Regions from separate parts of the Homo sapiens genome. Here region 1 is linked to region 2. A link is a contact called in ENCODE Hi-C or POLR2A ChIA-PET data. All regions are on one chromosome and are shown on one strand. The core of a region is the stretch at or near the end of the contact, and the rest is flanking DNA. Distances in the headings are between cores, read along the strand shown. Region 1 has its middle 5.0 kb from the start of SOX4. Region 2 overlaps LOC107986579 (a long non-coding RNA gene).

What was found. A loop is a pair of places that touch in the nucleus more often than their neighbours do. ChIA-PET counts read pairs that join two places held with the same protein, here RNA polymerase II (POLR2A). Pooled maps may share reads with other maps.
Region 1: a loop to region 2 is called in a pooled map of right cardiac atrium, with 2.3 times the contacts of the local background. The contact joins two enhancer-like sites. A Hi-C loop is called at or near these places in 5 of 168 maps with a recorded cell type or tissue (CD8-positive, alpha-beta T cell, Caco-2, PC-3 and 2 more) and 12 of 50 pooled maps. POLR2A ChIA-PET finds 5 or more read pairs at or near these places in 11 of 52 experiments (AG04450, Caco-2, H1 and 7 more).

Annotation. Positions count from the first base shown.
Region 1 is chr6:21,586,533-21,590,933 of GRCh38, reverse strand. No RefSeq gene overlaps it. Among named protein-coding and RNA genes, the nearest start is that of SOX4, 5.0 kb to the left of the region's middle. RefSeq lists enhancers at 1,570-1,619, 1,630-1,729, 2,497-3,154, 3,795-4,327 and silencers at 3,520-3,599, 3,740-3,799. Within about 2 kb of position 2,058, at least 38 of the 41 ENCODE cell types and tissues checked have a DNase peak (open chromatin) inside an H3K27ac peak, as active enhancers do.
Region 2 is chr6:21,536,122-21,540,105 of GRCh38, reverse strand. LOC107986579 (a long non-coding RNA gene) reads left to right here. Exons shown (of 3, transcript XR_001744022.2): 2 at 1,082-1,209; 3 at 2,142-2,742. Among named protein-coding and RNA genes, the nearest start is that of LINC00581, 26 kb to the right of the region's middle. Within about 2 kb of position 2,250, at least 2 of the 41 ENCODE cell types and tissues checked have a DNase peak (open chromatin) inside an H3K27ac peak, as active enhancers do.

The DNA of each region.
Region 1 (4,401 bases), core at 809-3,308, 51 kb before region 2:
AGGAAGAGTTGAAATGAAAAGAAAAATTTCCTCTTAGACTTGATGAAATATGGTATCAGTAACTTCCATTGACTTTATAATTACTGCATATATATTTATATATTACACAAGTGCCTAGACTTCTGAAATAGATCTGTTCTAATGGGTTAGTTCTCTTAGAATGTAAGAAAACATATGACGAATGCCCTTTTATTAAAGTCATCTTTGTGACCAACTAAGTGTGTGCACACTGGAATGTGTTGGACCTCTCAATACCAAATAATGAGAAAAGATTTCTCCCTTCTCATTCCCTAACTTCATATGCTCTGTAATCAGTTCTCCATTACTGACATTTTTTTCCCCAAATACCAGATATTTGGTGGCCCCTACTAAATCAGTACGCAGTGTTCCCTCTGCTGGCTTTGCAGTACATGAAGTAATTCTTAATGCTAGTCTTTTAGCTGTATTAAGAGAAAGCCAAGATAATTTTGCAGAAAAAAAAAATCCTGGTTTAGAATAATAAACTGTCTTTGTTAGCAATGATGTTAGACATTTCCAATTTTGAATTAGGTATTTTATTTTATTCCCTTAAATGATGGAATTCCATTTGAGATGTAAGTGTAATATCTGCTAATGCATTTCTTCTGCTCTCACACATCTACACAACATAAAATCTCACATCCATACAATGGTATGGGGCATAGATGAAATAAGATTCTATTCCACTGCTTAATATATTCCTTTGGCATGGAGGGAGGGACCTGAATGGAAATTAGTTTAACAAATCTGGATTTGCACTGATTTGCAAGATTTTGCCTTGCCTTGGTTATAGAAACTATGATTGTAGGCGCTAGTCAGACCTGACAAGTATTCAGTTCAAATAAAATAAAGAGGAGGAAAAACTGTGTAGTTGTTACTTTACCTGACAAGGAAGAAGCCCTGGGAAATCTGATGTCATTGGCCTTTGTCAACTGAAAGGCGCCAGTTTTTTTGGTTCCACACTTTATGGAAAAGAAGCCTCCATGTGAGGCTGATTTACTTCTCAGTCAAGTAGACAAACATAACTTGCACTTCATCCTTTTGGGCTGATGACATTGCATTGTAACTGGGCTCAGCGCGTAATGGGGGTGGGGGTGCGTGCATTGAAAAATAATATATGGAAATAACTCATATTTGCAAAATATCAAAATAGGATTCTGGGGTAAATGAAACCTAGCATTTATTTTTATCACTAGAATAAGCTAAGAGTTAAGAAACCTGCATTTCTAACAATTGTACCATTTTCCTCTCATAACCAGTGACTAGCACACAGTAGGCTTAAGCTGTTCATGCCAATGCCAACTCATTATTCCTTTCCTTCGATTTTCTCAAGAAAACAAGCAGAAGACGAATGTTTGCAGGGCCACTTGGATTGCAAGCATGAATACAGGCTTCTGCTTCTATTCTAGAGGCAGAGGCACGGCACCCGGGGAGAGCCTGGGTTTGTCTGCAGCCAGCCGGCTCCCAATCTGGGGAGAAGCAGCCGCCAGGTGGCATCGCTGAGCCTCCCTGCGCCCGCGAGGCGAGGTAGGAAATCGTGGGGATAGTCAGTCTTCTTTCTTCTCCCCCTTCCTCCTCTCCCGACCCCCCTACCACTCCCTACCACTGTACCTTCTTTAGTTAGAGGCTTAAACGCTCAACGAGTAACAGGGTATGTCGATGAATTCTGATTTTTTTTCATAAATCAAAGTTTAGGGCAACCACCCGCCGCCTCCTGCTCACTTGTCAGGAGCTCCGGGTGACGGGGGAAGCCTAGACCAGCTTCCTGTCTGGATCAGGTAACCCAACTCGGGGGATTATCAATTTCAGTTTCCCTGTCTTCTTGCTAAAGTGAATGCAGTTTCTCCGGCTTCCGAGAGCGGCTGCAGAGAAACGACGCGCCTTACTTAAGGACTCCAGTGCAAAGGCCACTCCCTACTCAAAAAAAAAAAAAAAAAAAAAAAAAAAAAAAGAGGTTTCCTTCAGGCAGAACGCCTTCCGGAGCGCAGCGACTCGGTCTCGCAGGCACGGCGCTCTCCCTGGCTTAAGCTCGCCAAGGATTAATGGTGCTCAGCCTCGCTCCGCCGCGGCAGCCGAACCTCTCCTTTCGCTTACAGTTACAGGGAGGAAATAAATTGGAATCGACTCAGACTGTGCTTTCTGGAGGAAAGTCCTTCCTACTGTAAACATGTTTCAGGCGATCCTGTCAGCAGCATTTTAACACCCGTCTTCCGTTTAGGTTTTACGACCGGGGAAGGAGCTGAAGACACGCGCGCGCACACACACACAAACGCGGGCGCAGACGCAGCCCAAGCGAGGACACCTCCCGCACCCTCGCGGGCTCCCAGCCCTCCTTTGAATTTGCAACCGGTCGCGGATAGGTTGGGGGGGTCGTTTCCCAGGAGCTTGGCTCCTCCGTCCTCCTACCCCATCCCCTGGCCCTTGGAGATGCTGTCCAGTTCCGTCACTGACCAGAACTGACAGCCACTTGGCCCCCTGCTCTCTTGAGTGCCCAGCATCCTTTGCTCTGGACGACTAAATGCTCTCTGTGAGCCTTGCTTGGTTGGTACGGCGCGCGCTGTGCGTGTGGGACCCACTCTTCGGCAGGCACACGACCTTCGTACACCGGCTGGGCAACCACCCACTTCATCCCCTCCCCGGACCCCGCAGGCTGAGGCCCCATTGAGAGCGCAGCTGCAGCGTCTCTTTCAGAAGGGCAGAGCAGGCTGCGCGTGCACGGCGCGCGGGGGGAGGAAAAGGGCTGAGAGCTGAGGGAAGTCGACAATTCATTGCACCCCAGTCTTCAAGCGTCCCTTCTGCGCGGATCACGGAGGGACAGACGTGCATTGGCGCCTTCCCTCGATCCCTCGCTCGTGCAGGAAAGACTGGACGGTGGGGGCTCTCTGAGTTTGCGAGGGCCACGGAGGCGCCCCAGGGTGCCAGGCGCCCTTGTCAAGGGCCGCGCCCGAAGCTCCAGATTCAGTCCCCAGCACCTGTAGGAGGCGGTTTCGGGTCTGAGAGAAGGGAACATATGGCAGGTAGTTAACAGGGAGAGGCTGCGCCCTGGGCGCAGTTACGAGGAAGCCAAGCTCTGCGGAAGGTCTCGGCTCGCTTTGTCCTCCTTGGATCAGCTGGTCTCTGCCTTTCCGCTGGCAGCCGCGGCAGTCAGGCCCTGGCGCAAGCGTCCGGGTGGAGCTGCCTACTCGACCCGGGGTGGCAGGGGTTGAGGGGGCGGCAAAACCACCCCAGTGGCCCCAGCAGGCGGTCTAGGTGGGGCACGCCCGACGGGCTTCCCACCCCCAACGCAACAGCCCGTTGTTGCAATTACAGTTTTAGCCCCGTGGGGGAAAGCGGGTGATTTCGCTTTTGGAAAAACACTTCAAGAGCAACCCTAAGCCAGCGTTACAAGCCAGTTGACCTGCTATTGGAGGTTGTGCGAGGGCGGGCTGGGGCGCGCGCGTCTGCCAGGGAGGGAATCCCGCTGGGGAGTGGGCAGAGGGAAGCAGAGCAAAATGTCAGATAACAGAAAGAGGGGAGGCGGAGGAAGAAAGGCGCTTGATTGCGGGGAAGTGGGAAGGCACGGAGACCGCATTGGCTGCTAAGTGACGCGGGTCAGGAGGAGAGGGACGCGTGCGTGGCGGGTAGCGACTGTAGGACGCACGGGCCCCCTCGCCAGGCAACCGATCTCCTTTCTTCCAGCCCTTCCCCTCCCATGTTCCCGCCGTAGTCAGACGTCACACTTGGCGCAGACAGCTTTGGGGGAACTCATAGGGATGGGAGGGGTGGGGCAGGGACCGTAGAACCCAGTGCCCCAGACCGCGCCTGGAGTGCAGTACACCTGGCACCCGGGACTCGCCATCTGCTCCCAGCTACCGCCTCTCGGGCCAGGGGTGTGGGCCTGGAGAAAGATAAGAGTACCGCGTGGGAGTGGATGGCCTGGCGTCAACCGCCTCAATGAACTCAGTCAATCAACGTTTATGGTGCTCCTACTGTGTGCCGAGCGCATCCTCGGTCCCCTCCAGCTGCTGGGCTGGGAAACTGCACCATCTGTTCAGTTAAGCAGCAAGCTAGAAAAGAATTCTGTGTATATGGTTGTAAAATAAGTTCAAAATTCTGACAATAATGCATATGCAAATTTGCCATGAAAGGAGGGTGATAGAGATAGTTTGGGGATCTGGAAAAGTGTTGGGTCTAGCAGTACAGAGGTTTTGTGATTTTTCACTGCTTCCTGAAGCATGAAACTCCATCCTTCCTGTCCCACATTCCAAGTTAAAAAAATAATTTAGTGACACTTTATCTGGCTATCACGATTCAAAAATAACTGAAGGCTAGTACTTAAAACACTCAAACTTAACTCATTAATTTCAAAAATATCAGACCCAAACCGCTGCCTTATTGTAACAA
Region 2 (3,984 bases), core at 1,001-3,500:
GTAGTCTGGCCTTTGGCTTTCACAGATCTCTCTGGGCGGCCTGACTAGGAGAGGTTATCAGGTCCCCTGCCTGCTTGGTGGGGGTCAGTGTTTAACTTCTTTAAACTCTGCTTGGGAATGTGTATCTTTCCTGCTTGTGGACCACATCGTTTTTGTTACTAGGCACCTGGGGAAGCCTTGAAGTATTCCTACTAGGGATGTGTATCCTTGGAGTTGCCCATGTGACGTTTATCTTTGCTTTCCTGGTGTTTGCTATCTGGAGAGGATTATCCAGGGAGTAGTTTGGCTTAGGTGTGAGGCTGATCCTCTCATTTCTTCTCACCCAGTGAAAACATTACAAACCGAATATAATCCCATGGGGAAGAGTAGACTCCAATGAGAAAATACAAGCAGTCAAGGACCAACAGTTGAGGATTAGTGGAAATGAGATACAGAATACTTTTCCCCCCAATTTTTTTAGAGAAGAAAGGACTGTAATTTAGACTGTAATTTACCCTAGAATTTTACATTGTGTTTTAAGATGTGAACTGGAGACTCTTTTAGGAACTATTGCTTGCCCAAATTCAAAAGGGAAAATAAAGCTAGAAATAACTTTGAATACACATCCAATTATAAGAATATGATTTTACAGGTCTAGATAGAGAAAACATGATTTTAAAATTATAGATGATAGCGCAATATGTGTTAATAATCTCATATAGAAATTAAATTAGATTGCTTATCATATTTTTTGCATTTTACTTAATGTAGTTTTACTAAATAGGGATTTTCAAATGTAGTTCACTATTGCTAATGCAGTGATTATACTAAGGGTTACTCATTTAAAATAAAAATTTTGAGCTGATTAGGAATTTTATCCAATTACATTGGTCCATTAAAAAATACAATATCCATAGGTTGGCTAAACAGCAGATGCCTAAGTGCTGAAATTATTGCTAGAAATTTAAAAGCTATCTCCCTAGATTTCTCATTTGTCCTTTGGAACATGGTGTATCAAAGGATCTTATTCTGCAAGTTTTTGTAAGATTTTAACAGCTCTCCCTTTAAATCCTTTCTAAAAGAGTCATTTTTTCTTTCAAAGGTGACTGATTTGGGCTTTGAATCCCTGTGAACCCTCTGGGTTACATTAAGGGGTCCTGGAATCTACATATCAAGTATTATCAAGGACAGAATAACGTATTGCAATATGTGTACTGCTCTTTTTCATGCGTAAGTAGCTTTGTAATGATGAATAAATACAAAATGTGCGGCTTTCGTGGTAACTTTTGGTGTTCTCAATCAACAGAGATGAAAACAAAACTGCTATTTTTGGGTAAAAAACAGGCTCTCCTACTTGAAAAGCTTGGAAACTCCTAGAAACTATGAGTAGAAAGTGCCACCAATATGACAAGCTTCCGTTTCCACTACAGTGCCTTGTGTGCCTCTGAACTCCAAGTGGTCAAAGGAGTCATTCAGTTCTAAGAGTGAATCATGCTTATGTAACATACTGGTAGCAAAAGTGTACAGCATTAGGGTTTGTGAAAAAAGGGAGCACATTCAAGTCATCTATTAACATGGAGTCTTTGAGTTTTTGCATTTTTTTCTGTTTTGCTCTCAAATTACCACATTGGAGCTAAGCAGATGACAGCTGACTATAGAGGTCTATAAACTCATTTTCGTCTTGTGTTGAGCCAGCCAGGACCCACTGAATCATGATTAAGGAGAGAACTCAATGAAATGCCCCCAACTCCGCCCCATTTCCCAAGCTGAGCTGCATTTCTCCCACTTGAGATCATTGCTGGGTCAGAAAAACAGGAGCAAGGGGAAGAGAGGCCAGCTAGTGGCAGACGTACCACAAAGTACCAAGGCAACGTTACTAAGAGAAGGAGTCTTAGTTTGCAAAGGTTAGAATCACTAAGTAGCAGACAGCATACAATAGATATGAAGAGTCTGCCCCCATCACTCTGATACAAACAAGACCTAGAGTCTCACATTCAAATACAAGGGGTAGAGGAGGCATTTCTAATCATAGCCCCAAAGATGTCGACAACCAGGAAAATGTCTACTTGCATTCTGAGTAGGGAAATAAACCCATTCATTTTATATGCTCCATAGGAGTTTTTATTGTTTATAAATAATTACAGCTCTCTTTCATGTTGCAGCATTCTGGGTGGAAGAAGAGAAGGGAATTGGGCCTGTTAACCTTCGCATGTAACCAAGGAGCCGTTTATGACTGGCCAGGTGCAAATGCCATATCTAATCTTTCCCTGTGTCTGCTGTGCAGCAGCTGCAGCAGTTGGAGGGAGTTGGGGAGTTATTAAATATCAAGGAAATGTTTGTGCCAGGACTGTCCTACTTCTGGGTGGTAAGAGAAATGTACAAACTGTTTTCCATTTAGAAAGAGTGGCAAATGTTAACAGGGAAAAAGTTATTCTTAGTGAGATCCCAACAATGGGGTTGAGGGCAAAGTGACCCATCTGAGTCCAGAGGAAAATTTGGGCCCCTTTTCCAGTCTGTTGCCCCTATAGTTGCAAAAGCTTTTAAGTATATTTTCTTTACTCCCTCTGGATCTCTGATTATGAGCAGGGCACTCAGATACTCAAAGCCAAAGTATATTCCCCTGAGAAGCAAAAAACTTTCTTTAATTCCTATTAATGCCCAAGGACATTTGAAAGGTTAATAATATAATTTGGGTAAAGTAAAATGAGATCTTGAAGAGAAGGTATCATATAAAAGGGAGGTTTGTATGAGTTATTCTAATGATATGGCGTACTACAATTAACACTGGCTGTGAGAATATGAGTGTGAGCCTCAGCTCTAGGACTTTTTTTTTTTTTTTCTGAGACAGAGTCTCCCTCTGTCACTGTCACCCAGGCTGGAGCACAGTGGCACAATCTCGCCTCACTGCAAACTCCACCTCCCAGGTTCAAGCGATTCTTCTGCCTCAGCCTCCTGAGTATCTGGGACTACAGGCGTGCGCCACCACGCCTGGCTAATTTTTGTATTTTTAGTACAGATGGCTTTTCGCCATGTTGGCCAGGCTGGCCTTGAACTCCTGACCTCAGGTGATCCACCCACCTCGGCCTCTCAAAGTGCTGGGATTATAGGCATGAGCCCATGGATATATTATGTAGTGGTGAAGACTAGGCTTTTAGTGTATCTGTCATCTGAATAGTGTGCACTGTACCTAGTAGGTAGTATTTCATCCCTCACCCCCACCCCGCCATATATTTTGATAAGACTGTAGATGGCATCTGCAACAGGTGGTAATTGCATTAGCTAAATGTGACAGAAACCTAGTGACAGAGGCTTCATCAAATAGGAGTTGTTGTTGTCACATCTCCAGGAGTTATGTGACTGGAGGTGCACAACACAGGGCTGACGCTACAGCCCCACAGTGGCATCGTGCCCTGGACTACTTGTTTTTCCCTCTCCATCATTCTTTGAATTTGGTTTTCATTCTCATGGGTCTGGCCTCTTCAATAAACTGATCTGGAAGCCTACCCAATGACTCTGCTTTCATCTCATTGGCCAGAACTGTATCACATGACCACCACTAGCCGCAAGGGATGCTGGGAGTTAAAGCACCTAAACTGGGTCCATTGCTACAATCCAACTAAGTCAGGGATGTGTAAGGAAGAAAGTGAAAATGGATATCAGATATGCGATTAGCAGTGTCTGCCACAGGGCTCTTAACAGATTCACAGATTACACAGGCTGGAGAGGACAAGTACGTGGAATGATAGAGTCAGCACTCTAAATGATCTTAGGAGAGTGAAATAATAAAATGAATTTAACATGCAGAATTCAATAGGGTTAAATTAAAGTCTTATCCCAAGTCTAAAATGGTAACTGGACACACACAGAATGGGGGAAATGTTTCTCAACAGCACCCTATAAAGATACTTATTCATTTTAATTTGCCACAAGAGTAATATCAACAAAGTAACATTTAACATTTCTTGCCTGGCGTGGTGGCTCACGCCTGTAATCCCAGCACTCTGG